Linked DNA regions of Homo sapiens: regions 2, 3, 4, 5 and 6 are each linked to region 1. Evidence: chromatin loops called from intact Hi-C (ENCODE). Cell type or tissue: PC-3. All regions are shown on one strand. Each heading gives the region's core, and the rest is flanking DNA. Links, peaks and the distances in the headings are about the cores only. Region 1 has its middle 40 kb from the start of HSD17B4. Region 2 has its middle 40 kb from the start of TNFAIP8. Region 3 overlaps DMXL1-DT (DMXL1 divergent transcript). Region 4 has its middle 20 kb from the start of TNFAIP8. Region 5 has its middle 110 kb from the start of FAM170A. Region 6 overlaps DMXL1 (Dmx like 1).

Evidence for each region. A loop is a pair of places that touch in the nucleus more often than their neighbours do. Peaks named below come from ENCODE experiments on the same cell type or tissue, not always from the same donor. Only the 100,000 strongest peaks of a DNase experiment are listed, where the experiment ranks them.
Region 2: a loop joins it to region 1, with 6 times the contacts of the local background. A loop is called at or near these places in 44 of 110 quality-filtered maps.
Region 3: a loop joins it to region 1, with 12 times the contacts of the local background. A loop is called at or near these places in 33 of 110 quality-filtered maps.
Region 4: it touches region 1 in a loop (5-fold over the local background); 34 of 110 quality-filtered maps call a loop at or near these places.
Region 5: it touches region 1 in a loop (7-fold over the local background); 3 of 110 quality-filtered maps call a loop at or near these places.
Region 6: it touches region 1 in a loop (4-fold over the local background); 3 of 110 quality-filtered maps call a loop at or near these places.

The regions. Positions count from the first base shown.
Region 1 is chr5:119,410,235-119,415,421 of GRCh38, forward strand. No RefSeq gene overlaps it. Among named protein-coding and RNA genes, the nearest start is that of HSD17B4, 40 kb to the right of the region's middle. RefSeq lists enhancers at 78-347, 1,734-1,863 and a silencer at 1,820-2,114. In PC-3, for the core only: a CTCF peak has its summit at 1,991 (motif pointing left); DNase peaks (open chromatin) are centred at 1,217 and 1,997; H3K4me3 peaks cover 1,130 bases; H3K27ac peaks cover 1,339 bases.
Region 2 is chr5:119,313,273-119,318,459 of GRCh38, forward strand. It overlaps a transcript of TNFAIP8 not described here. Among named protein-coding and RNA genes, the nearest start is that of TNFAIP8, 40 kb to the right of the region's middle. RefSeq lists an enhancer at 5,049-5,187. In PC-3, for the core only: a CTCF peak has its summit at 2,581; no DNase peak of the experiment used is centred there.
Region 3 is chr5:119,019,886-119,025,072 of GRCh38, forward strand. DMXL1-DT (DMXL1 divergent transcript) reads right to left here. Exons shown (of 3, transcript NR_134250.1): 2 at 192-355. Among named protein-coding and RNA genes, the nearest start is that of DTWD2, 34 kb to the left of the region's middle. In PC-3, for the core only: CTCF peaks have their summits at 2,238 (motif pointing right) and 2,441; no DNase peak of the experiment used is centred there.
Region 4 is chr5:119,332,945-119,338,131 of GRCh38, forward strand. It overlaps a transcript of TNFAIP8 not described here. Among named protein-coding and RNA genes, the nearest start is that of TNFAIP8, 20 kb to the right of the region's middle. RefSeq lists enhancers at 456-505, 1,883-1,942. In PC-3, for the core only: a CTCF peak has its summit at 2,218 (motif pointing left); a DNase peak (open chromatin) is centred at 2,207.
Region 5 is chr5:119,741,227-119,746,413 of GRCh38, forward strand. No RefSeq gene overlaps it. Among named protein-coding and RNA genes, the nearest start is that of FAM170A, 110 kb to the left of the region's middle. In PC-3, for the core only: a CTCF peak has its summit at 2,954 (motif pointing left); a DNase peak (open chromatin) is centred at 2,965.
Region 6 is chr5:119,169,356-119,174,542 of GRCh38, forward strand. DMXL1 (Dmx like 1) reads left to right here. Exons shown (of 44, transcript NM_001290321.3): 24 at 835-1,925; 25 at 2,423-2,614. Among named protein-coding and RNA genes, the nearest start is that of MIR5706, 17 kb to the left of the region's middle. In PC-3, for the core only: no CTCF peak of the experiment used is centred there; no DNase peak of the experiment used is centred there.

The DNA.
Region 1 (5,187 bases), core at 464-4,463:
GATCCTTATCACAGGTCAACCAGCACATGATTGCTGAGAGTCAGGGCCACCACACTTCACAACACCAAGAGCTCCATTTGCTCTCTATTCAAATACACAAGGTTCCATAGTCACCTGGGCTGTGCTAGACTACAGAGAGGGAAGGGCTGAAAAGTGATTGAGGTGGATTTGTCTTGCTTCCTGACAGCCCAGCATCCACTTACTCTACTTAAAATAGCCTCCAACCTTCTCAGGGAGTCTACGCTTCTACTCTCAAGGCTGGGGGTTCCAGTGGAGCTGATTTCCAGCTCTAAGGGTGGCATGTGACCATGTTTGACCATCAAAGCTTCACATTCCCTTGACTGCAGTGATTGGATCAGAGATGGATAATGACAGGCCACCGGGACTTCCTCCTCTTTTGCTGAGACTTCTGAGATGAGTCTTCTTGACACAGAGACTTCTCAGCCAGAGTACAAGGCTGGCCTGCTTCTCAGAAGTCCCTGAGCTTTGGGGCCCAGGTGTAAAATGATATTGATTCAAGCAGGTCTCAAGCTGGGAAGGAACATATACCATGGCAGGAATACAAGTTTATGGTGAGCTGGAGGCACAGATTTCTCCATAATAAATAAGCATTGTGTAGGAGGGACCAGTGTTAAGAGCAGAAGGGTGTTAGGGAGGGGCATCTGGCGGGTTTGAGGAGTCTGGATCTGAACTCTGCTGGAGGATTCCAAGATGCGGAATGTGATGAGTCTCCAAAATTGCAATATGCTCCTCCAAGCTTTCAAGATCTCTGTAGTGAAGAGCCTTGGCTGCACCCTCCTTCCTGTAGCCAGCTGCATGTTTGCACACTGAAGAATTTAGCCATTGCTCTTTCTCCAGTCCTCTCTGCTTTAAGGCATCTTGGTTATTGTTTTTTCCTTCTCCCATCTTTTCTCCCACCATCAAGGTGAGACTTCACTTCATCTCTGGCAGTGTTTAAAAGAAATTTCCATTCAGCACAACTCTTTGAATCCTTTGGAGAAGAGTTTATCAAAGAAATGTAATAGGAAAATAAACTCTGTGGCAAACATTTGGCAATTTATTTTCAGTTTTTTCCCTTGTAGTTTGGCAACCTGTTCTGATGAATCCATGTGCATGAATAAGCGACAGCCAGGATTCAAGGAATTGTATTTCTATTGTCTCAGTCATAACTTATCTCCCATTGTGTTGACTCCTCCCTGTATTTTTTGCCTGACATACTGCCTGCAGCTTCTGAGTAATTCTGCTGAGGGACTAAATATCTTACTCAGCTCTATTCATCACTCCTTTGTTCAAGCTGAACTAATAGCAACAACAAAAAACAAATCCCCAAACAACCGTATGGTAATTTGGTATATAACATGCCACCATTTATGGGGCTGAGTTTTAGAACGTCCCCCCACCCCCTACCCCCCGCCCGGTGCCAAGGACTCAGGAATGATGGGGAGTGTAATTGAGGGATTTCCATTTATGTCATTCCTAGGAAAGTATGTTTCCCCAGGCTCTCAATCTGATTTTTCTCCTCTTACTGAGTGCTTACTGTAGCCTTTACAAGGGATTCATTGGTCTGTATATCATCTAATTGCTTCAGTGCCATGATAAATCAATTTAAGAAGCGATTGAAGCGTTCAACATAACAAGTCTTCCCATAAACCAGCTATTTGGGCTCTGGTGGCAAATCGGAGAGCAGAGACAGGCACCGGAGGGTGCCCTCAGCACGGAGACAGGAGCCCACTGCTGGTAGTTTGGTATTGGAAAGTGTTCCTTGGGGAAGTCAGCCAGGACAGCAGCGGGAGAAGAAGCTGCTCCGGGCTAACTTTGCCTCATCGTAACAGCGAGATCTGTAGATACTAGCTCTGCCTTTGGTCAGAAGAAAGTCTCTGAATTATTAGAAGGAAAAAGAGAGTGGGGGAAATAGAAACAACAAAAGTTCTCTATTTCCTCGGGAATGGTAGAGCCTAGCCTTGAAGACGCTAATGTTTCTGTGGCTCTTTACTCCCTCTTGTGGCCATATGGTGCCAGTGTTTTCTATCACAGACCATGTTTGCATCAATCACTCTGTTGTTTAACGTGAGAATATAATTAGTTTGGATGTAATAATCTAAGGACACAAAGCAAAGAGGGTCTATGTGCATCTGGACACACTTCTCAGAGAGTTAAAGAATTCAGTCGTAAAAAGTCGTAAATTAGCACGTAGATCCATTGTTCCTGCCAATATATAGCTTCACAAACACCTTTTTCACCAAATATTGGACTAGTACAGGGATTATACGACTTGGGAAGGAAAGAAAGCAAAAGAATTTTACTCTTTTACTTCAGCTGAGGGTAAATAATATAAAATTTCCCTACAAGAATTAAAACGTAGGATCTGAATTCATACATACATCTCAGCGATGTAATGTATGTTTGTAATATTTTTGGAATTATTTTACTTATTGCATATTGTATTCTCTGTAACATGCTCTCCTCTGCAGCACAGGCAGGAGTGGAACAAATGACAATTTAATTGAAAGGTCCCTTTTTTGAAAACTTGAATAGGATGGGCAGCTCTCCAAGAAAATGTACTAGAAATAGATTCTGTTTTTCAAGGAAAATGAGCTGGCAGCAATTTTTAAAGTGCTATGCATTGCTTTAGGATTATTCTCAATAGGGCCAAGTACATCTGCAGTGTGGCTTAAAGTTTTCAGTACTTTGGTAAATTATGCGACATTAAAACAAAAATACTATACTTTTTTCACAGGTATGGACTCTGTACAGGGCATTCTTTAACTGGCCTGGCTGCTTGGGCGTGGTCAAGGTACTGTAAACATTTGTCTTTCCTGGTAGGGTGGGCAGCCTCTACAATTGTCCCCACAATCTTTCCCTCTTGGTATCCATGCCCTTGTACAATCTCTCCCCTTTGAGCATGGGGTGGACTTATTGACTTGCTTCAAATGAAGAGAATATTGCAAAAGTTATGGGATATCATTTCCTTAGGTTACAAAAAGACTATGGCTTGCCAAAAATGGAAGCAACCAAGATGTCCTTCTACTGATGTGGCACATCCACAGAATGGATCATTATTCAACACTTAAAAAAAAAAGAGCTTCATCTTCGCTGTTAAAATTGACAGTATTGTGGATCATAAAGCCAGTTTCCCTATATTTAAAAGGCTTGAAATCAGGGAATGTTCTTTGATGATAATGCATTACACTCAAAATCATTAATAAAAAGATTACTAGGAAATTTCCTTGCTTGATATTAGGAAGCAAACTTGTAAATAGCTCACACATCAAGAAAGAAATGTTAGAAGCTGGAAACCATCATTCTCAGCTGCTGCGGGAAGTCAGGGACCCCGAATGGAGGGACTGGCTGGAGCTGCGGCAGAGGAACATAAGTTGTGAAGATTTCATGGACATTTATCAGTTCCCAAATAATACTTTTATAATTTCTTATGCTTGTCTTACTTTAATCTCTTAATCTTGTTATCTTTGTAAGCTGAGGATGTACGTCACCTCAGGACCACTGTGATAATTGTGTTAACTGTACAAATCGATTGTAAAACGTGTGTTTGAACAATATGAAATCAGCACACTTTGAAAAAGAGCAGAATAACAGCGATTTTTAGGGAACAAAGGAAGACAACCATAAGGTCTGACTGCCTGCAGGGTCGGGCAAAAAGAGCCATATTTTTCTTCTTGCAGAGAGCCTATAAACGGACATGCAAGTAGGGAAGATATCACTAAATTCTTTTCCTAGCAAGGAATATTAATATTATTAATACCCTGGGAAAGGAATGCATTCCTGGGGGGAGGTTTATAAACGGCTGCTCTGGGAATGTCTGTCTTATGTGGTTGAGATAAGGACTGAGATATGCCCTGGTCTCCTTCAGTACCCTCAGGCTTACTAGGGTGGGGAAAAACCCTGCCCTGGTAAATTTGTGGTCAGACCAGTTCTCTGCTCTCGAACCCTCTTTTCTGTTCTTTAAGATGTTTATTAAAACAATACGTGCACTGCTGAACATAGACCCTTATCAGTAGTTCTGCTTTTGCCTTTTGCCTTGTGATCTTTGTTCTGCTTTTTGCCCTTTGAAGCATGTGATCTACTCCCTGTTCTTACACCCCCTCCCCTTTCGAAACGCTTAATAAAAAACTTGCTGGTTTGAGGCTCAGTTGGGCATCACGGTCCTACCGATATGTGACGTCACCCCCAGGGACCCAGCTATAAAATTCCTCTCTTTGTACTCTTTCTCTTTATTTCTCAGCCAGCTGACACTTATGGAAAATAGAAAGAAACTACATTGAAATATTGGGGGCAGATTCCCCCGATACTCAGCAAACTATCACGAGGACAGAAAACCGAACACCATGTGTTCTCACTCATAGGTGGGAATTGAACAATGAGATCACTTGGACACATGGTGGGGAACATCACACACCGGGGCCTGTTGTGGGGTGCGGAACTGGGGAAGGGATAGCATTAGAAGAAATACCTAACATAAACGATGAGTTAATGGGTGCAGCAAACCAACATGGCACATGTGTACCTATGTATCAAACCTGCATGTTGTGCACATGTACCCTAGAACTTAAAGTATAATAATAATTTTCTAAAAAAAAAACTGCCAAAGGGGGAAAAAAAGAAGTTAGAGAACATTTTAAACTGGAAAACTTCAAAGTTTTCTTTGGAAACCAGGAGGGAATGATAGAAGGAAAGGAGAAGCAAGGTTGTGGATTGTAATGGTGGATCATAGAATCTAAGCAAGAGGAGAAAGTAAGACAGAAAAGAGGCTGGCATTAGGAGAGCCAATGGAGTCAATGCACTTCCATGAAAAGGCATGGAAGAAACTGAAATTCATATTACTAAGTGAAGAAAGCCCATCTGAAAAAGGCAACATACTGTATGATTTTAACTATATGACATTCTGGAAAGGAAAACCTATGGATAAAATAAAAAGATCAATGGTTGTCAGGGGCTTGGGGAGAGGGAGGAATGAATAGGCAAAGAAGAATTTTAGGGCAATGAAAAAGTTTGTGTGATACTATAATGATGGATATATGTCATTACACATTTGTCAAAACCCATAGAATGTACACTGATGGGTTTCTGGGTTTCTGGGTTTACATTAGGGGTTATGTAAACCACAGACTTTGAGTGATAATGATGTGCCAGTGTAGGTTCACTGATTGTAACAAATGTACCCCTCTGATA
Region 2 (5,187 bases), core at 586-4,585, 97 kb before region 1:
AGCCCACTTTTTGAAATCTGCCACAAGCTCAAAGGAGTTTTACAGAAACCTTAAAGGTACTTGGAAGTCTGAGGGCACTCAGCTTGTAATGAAACATGAGGCTTTGGGGGCCAGGGTGGAGGGAGAGAAGGAAGGGGAGTAGGTTTTGCTTTCACTTTCTTGAGACCACCATTGCCAGAGCTGCCAAACCCCCAAATCCAGAGATGTTATACTGTTCCTAAGGGTCTCATAATAGGCACGGGCTTTGACATTTTCTTTTATTTTAAAGATGCCCTACAACAGGGAAGATATGCATTTGCTAAAGTTTAGTACTTGCCAAAATATGATAGCCTCCTTTTTAACAAATGATGTTTATTAATAGAATTGTCAGTACCTTTAATAATTTCATGGAAGTACAAATTATGTGTGCTTATTTTAAATTCTGGGACTGGTATGTTGTGAAGCAGCCTTAAGATGGAATGCTTTTATTTGGTACATATAAACATAATGTGATCCTTGTGCTTAAGAAGTTTATACACTAGCTGGAGCAACAAGGCTCAAGCACATGAAACATTTTGCATCTCACTTAGCTTTTGAATTAAGTGCTAAAGTGTATGCTGCTGACCAATTCATTTATTCAGCAAATATTAAAGTGCTTATTATTCACTAGGCATTCATGTGTGGGTTTTGAGGTTAAAGGGACAAACAAAATTAAGTTAGTTTTCCTTGCTATAGACAGAGTAAATGCAACTAGCATAAAATCTAGTAGAGGCAGCATAATTACTGGTTAAGAATGACCTGTGTCATGACACATGCCTGGCATTACAATCCCAGCTACTTGGGTGGCTGAGGCAGGAGGATTACTTGAGCCCAGGAATTCGCATCTAGCCTAGGCAATATAGCGAGATGCTGTCTCTAAAAACAAACAAACAAACAAACAAACAAACAAACAAAAAAACCATGTCTGTCGTCTGTTTTGTTCATTTGTGAATCTCCAGCACATGGGACAGGGTCTGGCCAGTGGTAAGCACTCAGTATTAGTTGCTGACTGAATAAATGCTGATAGAAATAGTCCCTGTCCTCTTGGAACTTACAAACTAGTGGTAAGACCAGGTTTTCCCGGATATGTTCATATGTTCTGTGAAATGTTTCCTCTCTCTGTCATATACACATGCACACACACACAAAAACAGACAGATTCAAAGACATACACGGTGCCCTGTGGTCTTGTTGATGGAGTCTGGAACAAAATTTGTGTATCATGCATCCTCTCCATATCCACAAACTTTTCTTCTAACCTTGTCCAACCCAAATCAGTAAGAACTTGAAACACTCACAGGTGGTAGAGTTGAGTTCATATCACTGATTGGGATTTGTTTTTTTGTTTTTGAGAACCAGAGAGACAGTACTGTGTAGTGGTTAAAAGCATCAGCTTTGGAGCCAGAGAGAAATAGGTCCAGGTCCTGGCTTTGCCTTGGATAAATTTCTTAAGACTGCATAAGCCTCAATTACTTTATCTATAAAATGAGGACATTAATAGGACCTGCTTTTCAGTGCTGTCAGGAGTTAGTAAGATTAAAGCATGTATGGCGCATAGTAAAGTACTGTACTCATCCTAACCACTTACTACAAGTTACCAATTATTTATTTTTTTTCATTATTTTCTGTCACCTAGGCTGGAGTGCAGTGGCATGATTTCGGCTTACTGCAGCCTCCACCTCCCGGGTTCAAGCAGTTCTGCTGCTTCAGCCTCCCCAGTAGCTGGGATCACAGGCACTCACCACTACGCCCGGCTAATTTTTGTGTGTGTGTGGTTTTTTGTTTTGTTTTGTTTTGTGTTTTGTTTTTCGAGATGGAGTCTCTCTTTGTTGCCCAGGCTGGAGTGCAGTGGTGCGATCTCAGCTCACTACAAGCTCCGCCTCCGGGGTTCTCACCATTCTCCTGCTTCAGCCTCCTGAGTAGCTGGGACTACAGGTGCCCGCCACCAGGCCCAGCTTATTTTTTGTATTTTTAGTAGGGACAGGGTTTCACCATGTTGGCCAGGCTGGTCTTGAACCCCTGACCTCAAATGATCCACCTATCTTGGCCTCCCAAAGTGCTGGGATTACAGGTATTAGCCATCTCACCTGGCCATAAGTTACTGATAATTCTTATTCCTGAAATGGGAGAAGAATCCTTATTATGTGTGTATGCATGTGTGTGTCTCCTTACTTTTTTCTTATCAAAAAAACAACAGACAATGTGTGTTGGCATAACCAGTAGATTGGCACACATTTGATGAGAATACTGTAGCCACAGTCTAGCTCCCAGGGGAACAGTGCCTTTCAGGGGCAGTGCTGTGCCACTGTCTGCAGAAGTTGGAGTCAGGCCCAGTGTTGTTGAACACACTGAGGAAGCTGGCAGAAGACCCCGAGGTGTAATGGACAGGAGGGAAGCATGTGGGCTGTTCATGACCTTGGAGCTTTTTTACAGGAATCAAGCTTTGCTGTCAGCTCCTGACAGGTTCCTGGTAGTGTCGTCTATCTGAAGATGAACCCCACCTCCACCACCCACACACACAGAAGTCTTGATTGCAGTTCCTGTGTGGGTCCTCTGGGTGTCTTCACACACACAGATTTGTTTATTATTTTAAATGAACTTGGCATTTCTCTGAGGCTGGTTTAATGGTGCCCATTAAAGAGATGGCAGCTCCAGAGTTTCTTCATTGTAGAGCTGGCATTTTACCATGTGAGGAAGTAATTCTGTCTTCCTACCTGTGAGGCTTATTTTCTAAATCTCCAAAACTGGAGTGTTTTTAGTTGCAATGTTAAAGCTGAAATAAATTTTTATGCACTAGTTCCTGTTCACCTAAAAGGGTAAAGAACTTTGCAGATTAGAACTACAGTTGACCTTTTTCTAGTTCTTCCACTTTTTTTTTTTTTTTTTTGAGACAGGATCTTCCTGTGTCACCCAGGCTGAAGTGCAGTGGTGAGATCATAGCTCACTGCAGCCTCTAACTCCTGGGCTCAAGCGATCCTCCCACCTCAGTCTCCTGAGTAGCTGGAACCACAGGTATGTGTCACCATGCCCAGCTAAGTTTCATATTTTTTGTAAGAAACGGTTTCGCCATGTTGCCTAGGCTCTTTTCGAACCCCTGGGTTCAAGTGATCCTCGCATCTCGACCTCCCAAAGTGCTAGGATTACAGGCGTGAGCCGTCACACCTGGCCTTCTCCACTTCTTTCTATGTCCCCTAATCATGTTGATTCTGGTACCAAGATAAAGAAGACCCTAGTGTGGAGAGATACAATGCATTTTTGAGTTGGGTTAAATTGATTAAATGACTTACTTGATGGTATTGATAAACTCTAAGGCAGAGATTCTCACACTTGGCTGCACATTAGAATCTCTTTCAAAAATCCAGGTGCCTCAGGCCTACTCCAGACTAATTAAGTCAAAATCTCTGAGGGTGAGACTCAGGTATCAGTATTTTTAAAACCTCCTCAGATGCTTCCAACATGTAGCCAATTTAAGAACCAGTGCTCGAGAACATGGCTCTCAACTGGGGGCAGTTTTGCCCTGCCCGCAAGAGACATTTGGTAATATCCAAAGACAATTTTAGCAAACTGGGAGGGGTTTGCTGCTGGTATCTAGTGGGTAGAAGACAGAGATGCTTCAAAGCATCCCACAATGCACCCAAAAGCTCCCCATAACAATTATGTGGGCCAAAATATCAGTAGAACCAAGGCTGAGAAACAATGTTCTAGAAAAATCAGGCTGAAGAAATGCCAGAGCAATGTATATGCCTGTTGTGAGGAAATAATAGCATGTAGAACTTTACATTTTTAGCCACCCGGCAAGATAATAAAAAGGAAGTAGTTTTGCCTCTGCCCTTTGAGCCTCTTCTGCGTCTGCCATCATGGAGGCCTGTCCTTGTGGCTGGTGCACCTCCTGGTTCCGATTTCTTGGGTAGGACTTCTTCCTGTAGTCCATAAATTTATTGTACTTGAATGGCTTGGAAGAAGACCCAAGTTAAGAACATTAAACCAATAGAAATTAGCCAAAATAAATAATTTTTAAATATGCTTTTAAATTGTTTGGCCTGATATAAAGTTTTCTAAAATTACAGAATGAACCATTTGAAAGTGATTATATAAGAAATTATATAAGAAATCTGATTCTATGTGCTGTAGAGACTTTTTATTCTTTCTTCCTTTTGATTAGATAAGGGGAGGCTAAGAAAGGCATTTTTTAATTGTATCAAAATCAGTTTTCTTTAATTTTGAGATATTCAGGATGCTTTCATAGCAGGTTATATTGACCTATATTTATCATCAAATATTTACCTTATATGATAATAATAATAATAATTATTATTATTATTATTTGAGATGGAGTCTCACTCTCTTGCCCAGGCTGGAGTGCAGTGGCGCGATTTCGGCTCACTGCAACCTCCACCTCCCAGGTTCAAATGATTCTCCTGCGTCAGCCTCCCAAGTAGCTGGGATTATAGGCATAGGCCACCATGCTGGCTAATTTTTTAATTTTCGTAGAGACGGGGGTTTCACCATGTTGGCCAGGCTGGTCTTGAACTCCTGACCTCAAGTAATCTGCCCGCCTTGGCTCCCAAAGTGCTGGGATTACAGGCGTGAGCTCCTGCACCCAGCCCTACCTTATATAGTTGATATCATGATCTTTATTTCCTTTGGACACATCCACTTTTCCAGAGTGTGGGACACATAAAAGATCTTCGTCATAAATAAGTTGTGTTTTTTTCTTGTATGCAGTTGTCAAATTTAGTCTTTAATCAAGGTGGTGAATTTAATTGACTTACCACCTTGATTAATTATATTAATTAATTATAGTCAAACATTAATTATAGTCAAACTGTTTTCTTCCCCAAAACTGATCAAAGTAGTCACAGCTCTTGAAATGCTCTGAATTCATTGATCTTTTGCAGGTGATTGATTGACACTTCTTTTTTTTTTTCAGTTTGTCCCTTTAAACGGGGATTTCAAGTGGTACCTTTAGTGCTCTATATCAGCCTTTTGTTCTAGAATGGATTTCTTTTTGAGACAGGTCTCCCTCTGTTAGCCAGGCTGGAGTCTGGAGTGCAGTAATGTGATCACAGCTCACTGCAGCCTTGACCTCCTGGGCTCCAGCAATCCTCCCACGTCAGCTTCCTGTGTCGCTGGGACTATATGCATGTGCCATCATGCTTGGCTAATTTT
Region 3 (5,187 bases), core at 377-4,376, 390 kb before region 1:
TCTCTTCTAGATATCATGTTTCTCTTCTAAAATACTCTTTTTTGTTAAAAAAATCATTTATTCTTATATTCATATAATAGCTTTTGAATACAAGCTCCAAAATTAAAATTAAATACGGTAACAAGTCAGCTGACCACAGTTAATTTTGCCCCAAGTCATATAATTACAGTCTCAATTGACTCGTTATTTACCCTTAGAAAGTCACTCCAAGCTGGCTGTGGTGATTCGTGACTGTAGTCCCAAGTACTTGGAAGTCTGAGGCAGAAGGATCATGTGAGTCCAGAAGTTGGAAGCTGCGGTGAGCTGTGATTGTGGCACTGTACGCCAGCATGCACGACAGAACAAGACTCTGTCTCTTAAAAAAAAAAAAAAGTTACTCCTATACTAAAAACACACACAGTGACCCACAACTATTACATAAAACAGACTAATAATTGAAGATTGAAAAGATTCATACTCCGCTATACATATATTCAGTTAAACCAGAATTATTCTAAAACAGTATAATCCATAATGTGGAAGATCAGTAGTGTATATAATCCAGAATAGTCCATAACCCCGAAAGAGAAATTAAGGACATGCATTTTGGTAAGATATGAATATTTGACATCCTGATAGTTCATACCTCCTTAAAAAGATGAAGGTATATTATGAATACTAAAGATCTGACTAGATAAGAGCTAAGTTTTACATTCTGGCTCCTAACTACAATGTTTATTTTCTTTCTTCTTTTTTTTTTTTTTTTGAAGGAGCCTTGCTCTGTCACCCAGGCTGGAGTACAGTGGTGTGATCGGCTCACTGCAACCTCCACCTCCCGGGTTCAAGTGCTTCTCCCGCCTCAGCCTCCTGAGTAGCTGGGATTACAGGCCCCACCACCATGCCCGGCTAATTTTTGTATTTTTAGTAGAGACAGGAATTTCATCATGTTGGCCAGGCTGGTATCAAACTCCTAACCTCAGATGAACCACCTGCCTGGGCCTCCCAAAGTGCTGCGATCACAGGCATGAGCCACCGTGCCAGCCATCCTAATTACAATATTTTCAAATAAAAAATTATGATAAATAATCTTAAATAGTCTGAAATCAGCTCTGCTATAGATAATTCATAAAGGCTGTCCAGCCCATTTCTGGCTCCTAGTCCAGTTTCCTGTCCCCATACTCCAAAGTCCTCTTCCCAAGACAGAAGTTCTTGATTCCCTGCCTGGCTTCAAGCTTTGGAAACAGTGCTGCCTTTCCTCAGGTAGGACAGCCAAAAAGTTATTTTTTTATTATGCTTTTTTGTATTTTCTAAATGTTCTATAATAAACTATTTTAAAACTCAGTTTTTAAGAAGCAATAAAAATATTGTAAGGGATTTACATTCAATTTGCAAGTGATTCAGTAATAAGTGATATGTGATCTTGCCATTTGTTGCATCCTTGTTCTGATTTCCCATAACAATTACCATATTCATAACCTAGGCCTTCCTGGTTGGAAATTGTCTTGTTCCCTCTGCCACCACAGAGGACTTAGAGCCCTTCACTGAGCCCTGCCTCCTGCCACTCTCATCTGTGGAACTGGGACCCTGTTAACTAACGGCTTACTTCTCCCATATTGCATGCCATAACAACACTCATGCTCAGGTTATCCTGTTACACCTGTGTGAACCTTCCTGCTAGGAACCGCTTTTCTGGCTCACCACTACTACCTGTTGCTGTTTTCCCTAGAGACCAAGTTCTGTAAGTCTTGAGGAGGTTGCAAACTGATGGTGCATAGGGCAAATTTAGCCCGCTAACATATTTGGTTTGGCACATTCAATGTTTGAAATGTTTACATTTGAATGTCCTTAGGCCAGACATATGTTCCCCAGTTTGCCATAGCCTCCAGTACTCCCTACTGTATATCTGCCCCTTTACTGGTTTACTTACTTGCTTGGAACATGAAGTCATTTGAGTTAGATCCTTAGGGAGAGAGTCCCTCCACTATCCCTACAGAACTTACCATCTCAGCTGGGCTCTGCTTATCTAGTAACTCAACAGAATGTCTAATTCTAAGTCTCAATTTTGCCTAGTCTTTCTGGCTCCGTTGATGTCAGCAAGTCCATTGTGTGAAATAACAATACTGCCTCAGTTGCAAGAAATTGAGCTAGGAAGATGATAAGATATTGGATGCTACTCTAGACTTACTGACTTGTTTACTACATCCCTCCAAATTATAGCTGTTCTCTGAAGAAATCTAAAAAAAAAGAAAGAAACTCACCAGAAGAGGGAAGCAAAGAACAGCCCAGATTTGCAGAAACATACAAATCTGATGGCTACTGAAGTAAGCATTACTGCACTTATTGATGACTTTAAGCAACTATCACAAGGATGGATGTTCATTGCCCAACCTTTCCATATGTAGTAGGTCCAGAAAATGCGCCCAGCCCCAGGCCCACATTCACTAAAGGATTGAATAAAGGATTCAATCCTTTATTCTCTACTGCATATTGAGAATTTGTTGAGTTTGAGAAAACATAGCATATCAGTTAGGGGAAAAGTTGGAGGAGGAAAGAGTCCAGATAGGGAGAACGTTGAAGGAGAAGTAAGAATAGAATAAGAAACAACCAAGCAAGCATGCGTGTAAGTAAAGAGGAAGGGAGGGGCCAGGCATGGTGGCTCACAACTATAATCCCAGCACTTTGGGAGGTCTAGTGGGAGGATTGCTTGGAGCCAGGAATTCGAGACCAGCCAGGGCAACAAAGCAAGACTGTAACTCTACAAAAAGAATTTTTTTAATTAGCCAGGCATGGTGGAGCACACGTGTGGTCCCATCTACTCAGGAGGCTGAGGAAGGATGATTCCTTGAGCTCCTGAGTTCCCAGGAGTTCAAGGTTACAGTGAGCTATGATCATACCACTGCACTCCAGGCTGGGTCACAAAGTAAGACCCCATCTCTGGGAAAAAAAAAAAAAAAAAAAGAGGAAGGGAGGAGGAAAGGCAGGGGAGCAGGAAAGCAAGTTAACAATTTATTGAGCATGTACACATGTGTACTTGATCCTTTTATAGATATCATTTCATTTAATGCTCACACCTTACTAAAGGTCACAGGGGCTCAAAGCAACAAAGTTGGAACGTATGTGAAGCCAAATATGTGACTCACAAGTCCATGCTCTTTTGATAACACCACAACTCTCTCAAAGGTGATTTATTTTAATCTGTGCAGCAAACTTTTACATAAGAGGTAACTCAACAGTACTTCACATGAGGAATAGATAAATTTAACTTTGAAAACAATCCTGTGAGGTACAGTTGGCCCTCCTTATCTATAAGTTTCACATCCACAGAGTCAACCAAACATAGATCAAAAATAGTTTTTAAAATGAAAAATAATACAAATGTTAAAATATATATATAGAACAACTATTTACATAGCATTTACATTGTATTATGGATTATAAGTAACCTAGAGATGATTTAAAGTATACAGGAAGATGTGCATAGGTTATATGCAAATACTATGCCATTTTATATGAGGGACTTAAGCATCAGTGGCTTTTGGCATCTAAAGGAGTCCTGGAACCAATCCTTCCCCTGATATGAGGGAAGACTGTATTGTGTTTTCCATTTTCACAGATGAGGAAACTAAAGGTCACAAAAGTAAAACATCATGCTGACAGCCAAGGGCTCTTGCAAACATCTGCAGTATCACTGGGTGTGTATGCCACAGGCAGAAGGGTTACCCCATTCTCTGGGCATCTTGCAAAGAGGTGAGCTAAGTAGGGCCAGGGTGCAGCTGGATGCATAACAGGGCTGTGCTTAAAGAGAGGAATCCACCCCTGTTCCTCTCCCCTTTATAGGGCAAGATGAAAGTGGAATTATGAACAAGGGACATAAAGTCTGGTCTGGGACACTAAATGGTCTGAATTTGGGTGCCAGTCATCTGGCAACACTGCTTATTAGTTCCTATGGAAAGTTGATTTTGGTCACAGCTCTGCCCACTGGGAGAAAAGGAGCAACAGTTACCAAGACAAGTTGTTTCAGACATAGCCACTTTCACTGGCAAAAGGAGAGGAGGCCCCAGCTTCAGCTAGTTCATCCAAACAACCTAGAGAGAACTTCTAGTGTCAAGAAGTCTTTAATCATTCATCAAAAATAGTGACAGAGCCAGGACTTGAATCCAGGTTTCGTTATCTCAGAATCCAGGTAGGAGCTATAAAGCTATTCCTTCATAAGTGAGGGACAACAGCCAAATCCAATAGCTATAGCAAATTTGAGGTTGTTTCACATGACTTTAGATTTCAGTTGTTCAAATGGCAGGTGAGTGTCAAACAAGGAAATGGTTCCAAGAGAATGATTCAATCATAACACCCCAGACACGGCTAGGGACATGAAAAGGAAGAACTGGGAGGAAAAGGGTACCTCAGAGATTAACAAAGGAATCACTCAATTGTCTTATTTATTTATTTGCTTACTTTATTTTTACTTTAAGTTCTGGGATACATGAGCTAAACGTGCAAGTTTGTTACATAGGTATACATGTGCCATGGTGGTTTGCGGCACCTATCAACCTGTCATCTAGGTTTTAAGCCCCCCATACATTAGGTATTTTTCCTAATGGTCTCCCTCCCCTTTCCCCTCACCCCCTGACAGGCCCCGGTGTGTGATATTCCCCTCCCTGTGTCCATGTGTTCTCATTGTTCAACTCCCACTTATGAGTGAGAACATGTGGTGTTTGGTTTTCTGTTCCTGTGTTAGTCTGCTGAGGATGATGGTTTCCAGCTTCATCCATGTCCCTGCAAAGGACATGAACTCATTCTTTTTTATGGCTGCATAGTATTCCATGGTGTATATGTGCCCCATTTTCTTTATCCAGTCTATCATTGATGGGCATTTGGGTTGGTTCTAAGTCTTTGCTATTGTGAACAGTGCTACAATAAACATATGTGTGCATGTGTCTTTATAGTAGAATGATTTATAATCCTTTGGGTATATACTCAGTAATGGTATTGCTGAGTCAAATGGTATTTCTGGTTCTAGATCTTTGAGGAATTGCCACACTGTCTTCCACAATGGTTGAACTAATTTACACTCCCACCAACAGTGTCTTCTTTTGAAAAGTGTCTGTTCATATCCTTTGCCCACTTTTTGATGGAATTGTTTGTTTTTTTCTTGTAAATTTGTTTAAGTTCCTTTTAGACTCTGGATATTAGATCTTTGTCTGATGGATA
Region 4 (5,187 bases), core at 638-4,637, 77 kb before region 1:
ATTGTCCAAACTCTATTCTTAGTTCTCCTGAGAACAGAAACACCTCTGAGCAATACGTATTATTAATAGACGTTCATGTTTATACAGGTAGGAATGAGGTGTTTTTTTTATTTTCTTTTTTTCAGGCATCTGTGAATGGGGCCTCTCCCTTTTTTTTAGTTTTTTTTTTTTTCTAAGTATCTGTTTCTATTTTCTAGCATGTTGAAACGTTAGACTTCCTGTTTCTGCTTGATTTTGAATATACTCCTGTTTGCTTGTCACAGGTAATCTTGCATTTCTATGTAGTTGTAGTTTACAGGGAGCAAGTGCAGGCAGCAACCAGTCCATCCCTGTTGTGAATGTGGAGACCTCTCTGGACTCACAATTAAAGGCTACCTAATGCATTCCACTACAAGTGACGAAACCTAGCTCCCAGAATAACAAGCAAGACAACTTTCAAAGTGACTGTAGTTGACCAGTGCCTTCTGTGCATTTATGTGGTAAGCTTATGGTAGATTTTTCAAAAGAATAGTATAAATTATTTTGAATTATTCTTGAGAAGGACTGAGTCTCCCCGAGGGTGATGCAGGTTCCATAGTGTACACGTCAACAGGGTGGTTGCATGCATTCCTCAAGTCTGTATGACTCTACCAAGATACTGTGAAGTTGTCCTTCTGATTGCACACGGGGAGAAAATGCTGAAACTAGGTGAGTTAAAACGGCCTTCAGAATATGTTTAGATATAATGTCTTTGTTGAAATCTGGTAAAATGTTCAGATGACTAACATAGTATTGCTGTCTTCAAGGAAATAATGTTTGGTCGTGGCTTTAGAGCTACTGTGTTCAACAAATCACTGTTTTGTTTTGTTTTGCTATGGCTCTGGGTGTGGGGAACCAGTGTTAAGCAGGGAGAGGTATGAGTATTGTGGGTGGAAAAATGACATTTAAAGTTTGCATGTAGACAGTTTCATTTGTAAACAGATAAAGATTTGAAATGTTTCAGAGATGGGACTCTGAAAAGATTGGATGGCTTTTTCACTCAGAGTTTCTCTTTTACATTTTCCATGCGTTTATTAACTGTAGGACACCTCTGGTTCCCAGTGGTCTGGTAGCAGTGGTAACACCGTGGGGCAACCCGTAAACACAAGGCTGTTTATTTCTATTCTCTTATTGGATAATTGTTTGAATATTGCTGTTGCCATTTTCTCTAACAACCAAAAAAAAAAAAAAACGGTTTACCTTACATATAAAGCATTTTGTACTTTTAAAATAACACCTTAGGTTTGTTTTTAGCCATACTTAATGCTCCCACAAGTAGACTTAATTTTATTTTTAAAGTAAATTGAAAAAGTTATCAAGGATTAGAATAGAGTGTTTTAAATAGCCCTTAAAGTTATATTGGTATTTATACACTTTTGTTCAAGTTGATATATAATATTTGCTTAGGTTTACTTAAAATTGTTCTGCTCAACAGATTTTTTGGAGCTTAAATTTAATACTAGGGAAAAACTAGAATTTGGAAGACATAGGTGGGTGTTGGTATAGCTAATCTTTTGGTCCATTATTGAACCCTTGGCAGCCAATAAATATTATTTCATAGAGTCCTGACTTCTCTTGTATGGAATGTGGTCACCTGCATATCATTTATAGTAAATGTACATTCGTCTACTAGATGCCTAGAGCTGTGCATGTGATCCTTTCGTGTGTGTGTGTGTGTGTGTGTGTGTGTGTGTGTGTATACCTGGGAGTCTGAGGCAGGAGAATTGCTTGAACCTGGGAGGTGGAGATTTCAGTGAGCCGAGAATCGCACCACTGCACTCCAGCCTGGTGACAGAGTGAGACTCCGTCTCAAAAAAAATGGTTATGTGTCTGTGACTGTATGTCATTGCATATATAGAGTTGAGATCAGAGCCAGCTTTGCTTGGGAGGATTTTGTGGAAGAAGTGAGTTTTGGGTAGAGTTCCAAAGGGAGGGTAGGTAGCGTACTTTGGCAGAAAGACGTGTACATAAAGCTTCCAAGGCTGGAGTGATTAAGTCATAAGCATTCAAGGGTAAGCATGAACCATTTGAGAACGAACTGTAAATTCGTGGTTGAAAATAGCCAGGCTAGAAGTGAAGGGGAGGCAAGGTTGTGCGTGCCAAGCTGAGAACCGTAGTGGCAGAGTGGCGCGTAGGAGCTTGTCTACTCTGTTCCTGGTAAATTTCACTCTTGGATATCAGCACATCCTGACCATGTTGCCATCTAGTGGAACTGGCTGAATTGCCTGTGGGAGCATCACCACCTTTTCCCAATTCAGGATAAACTCTAGTGTGATATCCTGGCAATAGGGAAACGTACTTCTCTTTTGCCTAGGAATTTTAAATGAACGAGAGAGAGGAGGTGAGTGCTCTCCCCAAATCACATTAATTTAAGGAATTTCTCATAGACAGTGTCTGGAGTCCATGGCATGACTGCTGAGAATGCTGGGTGTAAATGTCCATCAGCTTAAGGTATGGAGCGAGCAGGAAGCAGTGCTTGGGAGGTTCTGCAGTGGAGTGAAAGCATACCGCATCTCGCTCTGGGCCCTTTATGTTTCACCTGGGCTGGCTTGTTTTTGTCATGTGGTTACAGAGTCCATCCCAATGGCAGAGAGAGCCCTCTGACCATAAGCACCACACCCCACAGACCCCAGACCAAAGACATTGTAAAGGTCTGTAATCCTTCTGCCCTCCCTTCCAGCCATCCATGGACATATCTATTCAGCAAATACTTCTTGAATTATGTCCCAGGCACCTTCCAGGTACTAAGGCAGTGAACAAAGCAGATAGAAATCCCTGCTCTTGGAGAGCTGATATTCTAGGTGTGGGCAATAAACATCAACAAAATAAATAAGTAAAATATATAATAAGTGGAGAACCGAGTGCTAAGTAGAAAAAGATATTTTCAAGCTGAAGAGGGAAATAGGGATTGTTGCAGGGGGTGAGGGGGTGGAGGTGGGTAATTGTGGTTGCAATTGTGAGTGAATCCTCACTGAGAATGTGATTGATATTAGACTCACCTGAGAAGTGTGAGGAAGCCAGATGTGGATATCCTGGGGGAAGAACTTTCCAAACAGAGGGCAAGCGGCTGCAAAGGCCCTGAGGTGAGAATGGGCTGATGTGTTCCAGAAACAGTACAGAGGCTTAAGGGAGGGGGAGAGATGAGTCAGAGAGGTGGTGAGGGGCTAGATGGTGGGACCTTGTGGACAGTTATAATGAATTTGACTTGTACTGGGCATGAGATGAGAAGCCATTTGATTTAGTCCAATCTTCTCATTTACAAATGCAACGTAGGCCAAAGAAATCAAGGCAGGTGTCCCTGATCATCCAGCCTCATGGTGTGAGAGCTGGGATGAAAACCTGCCTCCTGCCTCTGGCACTCTTCCGGCCACCCTGCCTGCCCTGGGGGATACATAACCACATGCAGCTGTAGACTTCCAAGTACAGTGGTCTGAGAGGAAGAAAAGTGCTGTGGGCTCCTCCAGCACCTGTGTTTCAACCTGGTTCATCTTAGATATTCCCCTGCTGTGTCTCTGTCTACCTATAGAGGCCTCATAACAAACACAGAAAGCCTTAGACTTCTTATACTTCTTATTTCAGAGAAATACTCTGCTGAATATTGCCTTGCTTTGTTTTGCTATGGAGATAAATCCTTCAGGTTTTCCCAATGGTATTCTGCCCATTAGCTGTGAAGCACAAGAACCTACAGTCTCATAAAGCCTCCCCTATTTCTTATTTGCATTCATTTTTAAGCTATTTGGATATAATAAATATAAAATTTCTACAGTCCTAAGAAGTTTGATCACCCCATTCTCAGTATCACCCCCTCACCCTGAAAGTTGGTAAGACTGAATATTAAATGTTATTTAAAATGAATTTGAAAACAGGATTACTAGTTGAGGAGAGAATGTGAACTCGCCACCAAGTACAGCTTAACATGGACCATTTTGGCCCAATACTCATTGTCTTCTTGTTTTACTTTGAAAAAGCTCAAGCCTTTTTTTCCCCTTCTATCTCCTTTAGATCTTATGACCATTGTCCTCTGGACACAGGCCAAATCCTCTAATATCACTTTATGATGAAAGTCTGGCCAGTGCTAAGTATAGAAGAAAATGACTTTGTGCTGTCATCGGCATTGTCTCCTGTTTAATTGTCTCCTAGCCTGTATCCAGTGGACAAAGTGACATGAAATATTTGCTTGTGGAGAGAACTCATCCTGAATTCTCTTGCCTCATTCTTTCCCTTCCTGTTATAGCAGAGCTCCCATTCTAGACTATATGAGATTTACCTCATCATCATATCTTGCACTTGCATTTGTTTGTATAGCACTATTTCTTTTTTGCCAACCAAGGTGATTTCATGTTTATTTGTATATGTTGTCTATAAATGAGCTTGACATCCCACCAGCTTGAGCCATTAGGGTTAGCATTGATTTGCTTCCTTTGGTATCATTTCTCCTTTCAGTAAAATTGCCTGTCACTAGAACCTGAGGGCATAGACCTCTGTGGTCTTTTGGTTTCTATTTTTAGGAGAGTGGTGCTCCTCAGGGAGCTATCTGAGCTGGATTTGATGAGAAGCTAAGAATGAGTGCTTGCTGGAGGTAATTTCGTTATCAAAACTCAGGGTCATGTGCTTGGAAGTTAGCAGCCAGAAAAAAAAATAAAATAAAAAATGCCAAGGCTAATAGGACAACAAAGTACATGCAGAAATGCAGATATTAATGCGGGGCTGCCGTGAGCAGTAGGCCGTAAGAAAGCTTGACAAGAAGCATTTCTCCAGTTCCTGTTTACCATCTAAACTGGAGCATTACAGCATTTGCTGCATGTGGGAGATGGAGAATGAGAGTGCTCAGTTAAAGTTGCCACCAAAGAAAGCCTCATTAACACCCTAACTGATTTCCCCAGCTTCCAGAAAATCTTTCTGTTGGAATTCAGCATCTCAGCTGTAAGACTGCCAAGTAGAAGTGCAGAAATGCAGTTTGCTGTCTGCGGAGCCGCAGGTGGACTTTGAGCACATTCTAAGACAAAAATCTGGCCAGACCTTAATAGGCCAGGGCTTTCCGCTGATTTGCCCCTCTCCTGCTAACTGCTGAATAATGTTCCTCCCCTTCACCACATGTGCCCCTGAGCTCCTCACCACACCTTCAGCTCCTGGGAGAGATCCCAGGGCAGACCTGACATCCTCATTCCT
Region 5 (5,187 bases), core at 701-4,700, 330 kb after region 1:
AAAATTAGCTAGGCGGGATGGCAGCCTCCTGTAATCCCAGCTACTCGGGAGGCTGAGGCAGCAGAATCGCTTGAACCCAGGAGGTGGAGGTTGCAGTGAGCCGAGATCACGCCATTGCACTCCAACCTGGGCAATAAGAATGAAACGCTGTCTCAACAAAACAAAACAAAAAAACAAAAACAACTGACCATGCTTTGTGAACATCTGGCAACCTGAGGCAATGGTGAGGCTTTTATGAATTCAGGCAGTTGTAAAGTAAACCTGGTATGTGTGAAGGGAGTAGATTACTTAGTGGAATAAACCTTAAAGCACAGGCAATTGTGCACCACACAGCCTTTACCTGCCCAGTGTGGGTATTTGGTGATGAGGGCATGAGGAGAATAACAGGATTGAATTGAGTTCTACATAACCTGCTCTATTTTAGCCTGTCAACTGTGTATAACTCTTAATTCATTAGCTGTTTTCATATTAATTAGCTCCTGCATATTAAGTCTTCTTTCCCCCAATCATGACTCAAAGTTTAACCACTCTTCTCAATTTGTGACATTAAGAAGAGTCATATAATGAATTGCATTTTCAATCAACTGTGCACAGATTGTCTTCAATGACAGGCAAACCCAAGGGCTGTAGTTAAAGCTGCAGAAAAAATCCAAAGACCTTTTGCATATTGCATAAGCACATATGGGATTCTCTGCTTTAGCATCCTATGAGAATGAGGCTGATCAGATTGTTCTGAAGGAAACAAATTATAGAAAAGCTTTTGCCAGAATCTATTGAAATCATTTTCTGTTAGCCAGGGACTATTTTTTATTCCAGATTCTTGTAATTAATTCCATATTCAAAGCCTGTTTTCTATAGGCAGAAAGATACACTTCTTTCTCATTTTTAAAGGGTGACAGGTGGGAAAGTTTCTTAATTTATTTTCTTGGAGAAAACAATATATAGCAAGGCAGCATTACAATCTCTTTTAAGGATTTATTGAACTGTCAAACTCTGGGGGACTGAAGCTGTACAAGGAAAATGAATAAACAGCAGATTAGCATTTAGACAATATTCTTTTACTGCTTGACTATAGGAAATAATGCTGAATAAAATTAATTTGGAATTTGGCAGGAATTTAAATAGTAGAGGTAAAGCATGCAAATAATTGAGTACATCTGAGTCTTGTAGGAACATTTATTGGAGTAAATTAAGGAATACCATGATGACAAAGATTCTTTTGGACGCTCTAAATACAGTCATGCATTGTTTAATGATAGGGTTACGTTTTGAGGAAGCTGTAGGACTGGAAGTTGCTCTGGGTGAGTCAGTGAGTGAGTGTGAAGGCCTAGGACATTACTGTCCACTACTGTAGACTTTATAAACACTTTACACTTAGGCGAGACTAAATTCGTTAAAAAGTGTTTTTCTTTCTTCAATGATAAATTAACCTTAGCTTACTGGAAACTTTTTACTTTATAAACTTAACATTTAAAAAACTATTTGACCCTTTTGTAATAACCTTTATGTACCACACATAGTTGTATGTGCTACATTTTTATATGACTGGCAGTTCAGCAGGTTTGTTTACACCAGCATCACCACATGGCTATGACATCACTAAGCTATACTAGTTTTTCAGCACCATTGTAATTTTATGGGACCGCTATTTTATATGCAGTTTGTCATTGACCAAAATGTCATTATGTGGCATATGACTGTTGAAAACAATAAGAAAGTAATGAAGTTTATATCTATCCAATACTTCTCTGGAATTAAAGAAAAGAAAAAGCCCTTTTTTTTAGCATCAGGTTTTTTTTATCACTAGCAAAATTGAGGACTAAAACCCATTGTTGGTAGTAACCATTGAAACCATAATTTGTTGGTGAGTTGTCTAGGCCAGAAGTATAATGATTTCAAACCCTATGTGCCCAGTTTCTGTCAAGAATAAATAAAGAATGTCCATGTTCTAGTTATTTGGAGTCTTTGGATTGCATTAGATGAGGAAAGGACACATCATTTTTAATAGAAAGTTTTTTTTAAGAGAAGGACCCACTCACCCAATTTAATTACTGTAGTTTATTGAGCATAAAGGGTGGACATTTCAGTTATTCTCCTTACTTTCATTTTATATCCAGTTAGAACTAGGTAGCCTATTTAAAAGTATATGTTCAAAAAAATACTTATATTTAATGGAGAAACTTAAAAATAGCCTCAATTTGAAAGCCGTTTATTTTACTGCTGAAGGCTCCAAACTGTGGCATGACTTCATTAGATTACACAACTAAACAGAATTAGTTCATTGCATTCATTCTTCTTATTCTATGATATCACCTTTTGGGGCATTGTTGGGCCATCTCCATTATGTGTCTTGAAATGCCTGAGTCTATTATCATTTTCAGTCAAGAAAATAGTGGTTCACTCTTTTCATCCCAGCACACTTTATCTAGTAGAAGAATTTGGAAAGAAATGAAGTGACCTCTGCTTAATATGGTTGGGAACAACTTAAAGACCAAAGAACTGGTGTGGGGACAGTCCATCTATAAGAGGACACTAATAGGGACCAAACCACTGCCCAGAGGGTTGTTTAGATGCAATATCATATTCTAAATGGCAGTACCCCACCTTTGCATTTCTTTCTCTTCACTCTTATTAGTTTATCTGAGTGGACATCTTGATAAGTCTATTTTTGCTATGCCTTTTAAAATAAAGGATATCCTTTCTTTGAAGAAAGAGGAAGAAAAGGAAGAAGAAGGAGAAGAAGGAGAAAAGAAGAAGAAGATGAAGAAGAAGAGGAAGAAGAAGAAGAAGAAGAAAGGAGGAGGAGGAGGAAAAGGAGGAGAAAGAAGAAGAGGAAGAAAAAAATAGATTAAAAAAAGAGTAGGTTTGGGATTACAGGAATCTGGGCATCAATTGTGGGTGTGATTAATGAGGGCCATACTGTTTTACCTGACAACAGTGACCCCAACTGGTTGAGTGGAAAATTGCTTAAGAAGACATGCTTGGCCTAAGTAAGGAATGAAAACACAGAGAATCACCATGCCTGAGAGTAGTGAGAGGTGATGGACAGGAGGCGTTTTTTTTCTTCCCTTTGCCTCCTTCTTACCCCCTTCCCTTGCCAACTCTCGCTCCTCCCTTCCCTTTTCTAACTTTCCTTTCTGCTCCTGTTCCACTTCTGTTCACTAACCCAAATGGCTATTTTGTGACACAGACTTGATTTACTATAAATATTTAGTACAAAAATGAATTATGGAGGAAAAAAAAGAGACCCTCCAAATCCATTAATCTCATGACCTAATCCGATATTACAGTCTATGTCCCTTGAGTGCAATTGCATTATTTAAGCATAATAGTGATTTGAATTTATAGATTTCCTAAAGCCACGAGTAGAATTGAAGACCTATCACGTTAGTGTAGATCTCTCAGCATAAAAATTCATTTGAGGCAGTACATTTCAATGCCCAGTGGTTTTTCCTGAGTATGTTTAAACATGAGGTAACCATATATCTCTTGCTTGTACATCGGATTATTTAAATGCTGAGTGCAAAATTGGAAACATATTTGATTTCCTTAAGTCTATTCAGCAGCATAAAACTATTATAAAAACATTTGTAAGGCTAACAGACTTTTTCCTCCATAATCCCAAAGAAACTGTTGTTCAAATGTGTATTGCCAGTAGGTGCTGGCTAGGCCTCAGAGGATTTATAATGAATGATCTAAAGGTTCCCCCTCCTGGCCGGGCGCAGTGGCTCACGCCTGTAATCCCAGCACTTTGGGAGGCCGAGGCGGGTGGATCACGAGGTCAGGAGATCGAGACCATCCTGGCTAACACGGTGAAACCCCGTCTCTACTAAAAATATAAAAAATTAGGCGGGCGTGATGGCGGGCGCCTGTAGTCCCAGGTACTCGGGAGGCCGAGGCAGGAGAATGCCGTGAACCCGGGAGGCGGAGCTTGCAGTGAGCTGAGATCGCGCCCCGGCACTCCAGCCTGGGAAACAGAGCAAGACTCCGTCTCAAAAAAAAAAAAAAGATTCCCCCTCCTGTTGGTGAACAGGAAATACTTCCCTTAATGAGGGATGTTTTCGTGTTATAGTTGAAAGTCCTTCCTTCATTCACCGAATTCCTATTTCATTCCAGTTCCGTGTAGCCATTGAACATTGTGTCTTTGTCTCTCTGGCATCTAAGACCACTTATATCTTAGGAGAATCCCTAATTAGATGTTATCTTGATGGGGTCAGTGTCCACTTCTCAATATGAAAATGCAAAGGGCTAGGTCCTCTTTTTCTCTGATCCTGATAATACTGCCTAGACATAACCCAGCCTGAGTTGATTGGATGCTCCTGCCGAGGATTTTAAATCTTGAATGAGTAAACAAAAGAAAGGATGATAGCGTTTCCTTCACAGAAGTGGCAGTGATGTTGAAAATCCTGTGGTGGAAATATCCTGGCAGGTTAATACTGCTAAAAATGTTTGTGTGCTTCTGGCTTCTTGGTTTTTCAGATATATATTTTCTAAGCCTGATCCTTAAGTTTTCATCAATGCTGAGAGTCCTCAATATTTTTCCAATAATTTTATTTTTGGTTGACAGAGCTAGATTTAGTATCAGTGGTAAATAGGAATACTGGCCTCTATTCTTAACCTCCCCTTACATCCAAACCTTTTGCCTTGTGGCTTTGCAGTCCTTCCCACAGTTGCAATGTGTTCTTCCTCGTACCTTGACTTTGGGCTTAGCCATAACTTGCTTTGTCTAATGGAATGTGAGTGGAAGTGGGAGTGTGTCAGTTTTTAGTTTAGACCTTAGAAGGCATTGCATTTCTGCCTGCCTTCTCATGCTTTTGCTGTTACCTCCTTGATACCTTCTGTTCCTTTATCCTGCACCCTAGAATGAATACCTATTGAATTGCTCAAACATCAGTGAGTATCAAAGTCCAGCTGGAACCACAACTTGAATCAGCACCATTTGCCAAGCCCAGTCTAGACTAGTTGGCTGTCAAAAGAATCAATGATGTGTGAGTTCAGTTGAGTTTAGCAGAACCAAACCTCTCATGCTAACCTGTAGATTCCTGAGACATACATGACTTTGTTTTATGCTACTGAGATTTCATGTCTATGTTTTGCAGCATTACTGTGGGAACAGCTAACTGATATGTATCTGTTATACGCAATTTAAAGTATTTCAGCAGACGTTGATAATATGAAGTGTGTGTG
Region 6 (5,187 bases), core at 818-4,817, 240 kb before region 1:
GGATTTGGGATATGATTTTAAGATTGATTACATAGGACTGGATTTGATAAGGAGTGTAAAGGAATTAGGAGTCAAAGGTAACTCCTGGCTTTTTAGATTGAACAATAGGTAGATGATATGGGGAAGAATTGTTTTAGATCATGGAGCTTTCTCTGATAAGGTGAACTTTGATCAGAGAACTGGTTGAAATGAGTGAGTTAATCAGTATAGATATAGGTAAAGAGTGGTTTGGGTCAAGGGCACACTAAATAAAAAGGCCCCAAAGCAAGAGTTTATACACATAAGTAAAAATGAAATGTAGGCCTTTGGATATAGGAGTTTAGGTTTTCAGTGTGAAGTTGGGACTGGAGATAGAGATGATGTCCAAGTTATCAGTGTGTAGATGTTATTGAAAGTCATGGGGACTATATGAATTCAACTCAGGGAATATAGATAGAAAATAAGTCAGCAGTTGAACCCTAGGAGACTCTCAGTGTTCAAAGGTAGAGAAGATGAGGAGGACTAGCAAAGCAGACTGAGGAGAAGTGTTCAGGGAAGTAGGAGAAAAAGAACTAAGAGTCTATAACTGGACGTTTTAAATTATCCTAGAATATTACCTGAAGAGACTTGTTTCAATGGGAAAGCATCATAATCTTTGTTTTCCTACTTTGTTAGAACATGTTCATTATAAATGTGTTGTTGTCTCTTCAGTGCCATGGATCATTGTGGCCTATTAGTAAAATTTTGTCAAAAGACTCTTTAGATAAAGGTGTCATAGTAGATAGAGAAAAGACACTACAATAGAAACACACAGTTCATAACTTTTCTTGGCTCATAAAATGAATTTACTTTCAGATCAAGTTTTATCAGCCAGTAATCCTACAGTTTTTAATTTCTACAATTATCTAAGAACACATCCTCTTTTGCTGAGACGTCATTTTGGATCATCTGATACATTTTCCACACATATGAGCCTAACAGGAAAAAGTGGACTGGCAGGAACAATTAATTTAAGTGAAAGACGTTTATTTTTTACCACTGCCAGTGCTCATTTAAAAGCTGGCTGCCCAATGTTGGCTTTGGAAGTATTATCAAAGATGCCTAAAGTCATCAAGAAAACAAGACCTTTTTATAGGGCTTCTAGTTTTCTGGATACTAGTAAAGACTGTTCTCCTTCTTCTCCATTAAAGTTGGATGCAAGGGAAGATAAGTCTTCTGCTGTTGATTGGTCACAGTCACTGATAAATGGTTTTGGATCTTCTTCAGAGGGTTCCTCAGAGAAGCAATCAAACTCCACTCTTTCTTTTGACTGGAGCCAACCAAGTGTTGTGTTTCAGGATGACTCTTTAGAGTTAAAATGGGACAGTGATAATGATGAAGAAAATGAGGATGTCCCTATTTCAATGAAAGAACTAAAACCTTTACAGAGAAAAACAGATAAAAAGTTGGATGACATAAGTTCTAACTACACAGAATCTTTCAGCACACTAGATGAAAATGACCTTTTAAATCCATCAGAAGATATAATTGCAGTTCAGTTAAAATTTAGAGCATGTTTAAAGATTCTCACAGTAGAACTTCGTACTTTATCTACTGGCTATGAAATAGATGGTGGAAAATTGCGTTACCAACTATACCACTGGCTTGAAAAAGAGGTGATAGCTCTTCAGAGGACTTGTGACTTTTGCTCAGATGCTGAAGAACTACAGTCTGCATTTGGCAGAAATGAAGATGAATTTGGATTAAATGAGGATGCTGAAGATTTGCCTCACCAAACAAAAGTGAAACAACTGAGAGAAAATTTTCAGGAAAAAAGACAGTGGCTCTTGAAGTATCAGTCACTTTTGAGAATGTTTCTTAGTTACTGCATACTTCATGGATCCCATGGTGGGGGTCTTGCATCTGTAAGAATGGAATTGATTTTGCTTTTGCAAGAATCTCAGCAGGTATGTAATTTACTTGATAGTCAAAAATGGTACATGTCTAAAACTGTTTTTGGTGTTTCTTTTTTGGTTTTGAATACTAAGACTTGATTTTCTTTATTACGGTTGCTTTAGGGAAAGCTCCCTTTTGTGTGGTCCTTCATATTATGAATTATAGAGTTGTGTATTTATAGTAGTTACAGACGATTCAGTATCAGGCCTTATGACCTGCTTAATTCACACTCCAAAGTGTTGTCTGAATGCCTTTGTAGGGTGACAGACTTCTTATTGCAAGAGGATATTGTCTTATTTTTTTTTTCCCTCTCTGTGCCCCTAAATGTCTTATTTTTAAATATGATTATTGAAATGCTGACTTCTTCACATCCCTTCTAACTCTAAGTTTCTATTATGCTTTTATTTTTTAATTGTTTTGAAGTGTTTTAAAGAGCCCTTGATTTACTGAAGTAATGGTTTGTAACTGTAAATAGTTGGTTAACCTTTTATCCCTCTTTGTTTTTAAGGAAACATCAGAACCACTATTTTCTAGCCCTCTGTCAGAGCAAACCTCAGTGCCTCTCCTCTTTGCTTGTACAGCCAATGCCAAAACAGTAGTTGCCAATCCATTATTGCACCTTAGTAATCTGACACATGATATTCTCCATGCCATAATAAACTTTGATTCACCACCCCACCCTGATATCCAAAGCAATAAAGTAAGTATGCTTGGTTTCAAGCTTTTACTTCATCTGTACAATGATAAAACTACAAGATAAATATTAAGGCTTTTTTTTAAGTAATTTTAAACATCAGACTAAGCATAGCAATTGTTACATTGCCAAGTTTATGTTGATTCCTATTAAAGAAATCTTCTGGTTGTAGACTGGCTTATCTTACTCATGTTACTTACACCCGGTAGAGTTCTTGAATTTTTTATCACAATGCCTAGTTATTTAGTCTAGCTGCTTTAAGAAAAATAGGTACGTATGAGTCCTTTAGTAGTACATTTAACCAAAAAGCTCATTGTTTTTTAAATATAGAAACTTAATATTTTAATGTAAAGGCACTAATATGTAAACGAAGTTTTCCCTTGTTAATACTAAAGAAATCCACATTTTAAGGATAATGTGAACTATTTGCCCCTGTCATCCTTCTAGGATAGGCAGTACTTTGTGAACCAGCTACAACAGAATCAGCTGCAGTGCTTGTTAAAAGTCTGGATTCTCAAGTTCACTCCAAACTTATTCAATCAGTTTGTGAGAGTATGTCCCAGGAATGTATATTTTTAAAGAAGTTCCTTGTGTGATTCTAATGCATGCAACTAATTATATTGTTATAGTTAATTGTCTAATCAACCAAAGCATCCTATTCATCATTACTTTATCTGCTGTTAATGTCATATTTTATCTTTACTTTTCAGACATATTGAAATCCTTTGAAGTATAACTGACTTTGACCATTTTCATATATCCCTAGTGGTTTTTGTTTTTTTTTAATAGTCTATCATGTAGCTCTCATCCACCTCACAGGTTGTATCACACCAATTCGATTTTCTGTTTTCCTGATGGTGGACTGTCCTACAATTTTACCCTCTTTAGTTACCTTAATCCTTGTAATTAAATTTCACTACTTATTTTTCTGTACTGCTCTGTAGTATAAATGCCCATAGTGCTTATTATACAGTTTGGAATTTAATTTCTTTCAGATTGTGCTCATTTTAGCCAAACTATATTTCATATTTAAAACTAATTATAGCATACCTGTGGTGTATCAGTTACCTTTTGCTGCTTAAGAACTGTCCTGAGGCCAGTGTGGTGGTTCACGCCTCTAATCCCAGCATTTTGGGAGGTCGAGGCAGGCAGATCACCTGAGGCCAGGAATTCAAGACCAGCCTGACCAACATGGAGAAACCTTGTCTCTACTAAAAATACAAAAAATTAGCCAGGCGTAGTGGCACATGCCTATAATCTCAGGTGTTTGGGAGGCTGAGGCAGGAGAATCACTTGAACCCAGGAGGCAGAGGTTGCGGTGAGCCAAGATCGCACCATTACACTCCAACCTGGGCAACAAGAGCAAAACTCCGCGCCCACCCCCCGCCAAAAAAAAAAAAAAAACTGTCCTGAAACATTAGTGGCTTAAAAAGCCATCATTTATTTTGCTTATAATTCTGTGAGTTGGTTCATTAGTTCTTTGGTTTGGGCCAGCTATACTAATGTCTGGACTCTCTCATTCATCTTTGGTCAACTGGTGGGTTAGTCAGGTTCTAGATGATCTAAGAAGGCATCATTTACATTTCTGGTGGTTGGCGCATGTTGACAGCACTGACAGGAGAATCTGGGTCATATGTATCTCATCCTCCAGCAGGCAAGCCTAATATATTTGTCTGGATTCACCAAAGAAACAGAATCAGTAGGATGTATGTGTGTGTGTGTGTGTGTGTGTGTGTATATATATATGTGTGTGTGTATATATATATATGTGTGTATATATATATGTGTGTGTATATATATATATGTGTGTGTGTATATATATATATATATATATAATGAGAGAGAGATTTATTATAAGGAATTGTTTTATGTGGTTTTGGAGGCTGAAAAGTCCCAAGATCTGCAGTTGGCAAGTTGGACACCCAGGAGAGCTGATGGTGTAGTTCCGGTCCAAATCAGAAGGCCTGAGAACCAGGAGAGCTATAATTTAAGTTCAGGTCAGAAAGTCAGCAGGCTGAAGACCCAAAAAGAGCTGATGTTTTAGTTCAAGTCTGAAGACAGGAAAAGCAATGACCCAGCTCAGTGCAGTTAGATGCGAGTTACTCAGCCTTTTTGTTCTGTTCAGGTCTTGCCAGTTGAGTCTACTCACATTACAGAGCACAATCTGCTTTAATCAGTCTGATTCAAATGTTTGTCTCATCTGAAAACATTTCACAGACACCCAGAATAATGTTTGGTCAAATGTCTGTGCACCCCATGGCCCAGTCACACCTAGATTTTTTTCAAATGGTAGTTTCAGGGGTTCAAGAGCAGCAAGAATAGAATTTGCAAGGCTTTTTGAGGTGTAGATTCGGAACTCACACTTCACTTCTGTTGGGTCCTCTTGGTCGAACAAGTCAAGCCCAGCTCAGATTCAGTGAGTGGAGAAGTACGTCCAACTCTCTCTTGCAGAAGCTGCAAAATACTGTGATCATTTTTGCAAGCTCCCATATATAGTTTTTGTCATCTTCAATTATATAATATCTTTTAATTCATACTACGTTTTATTGACATTTGAAGGAAAAATTAGCAATTAGATT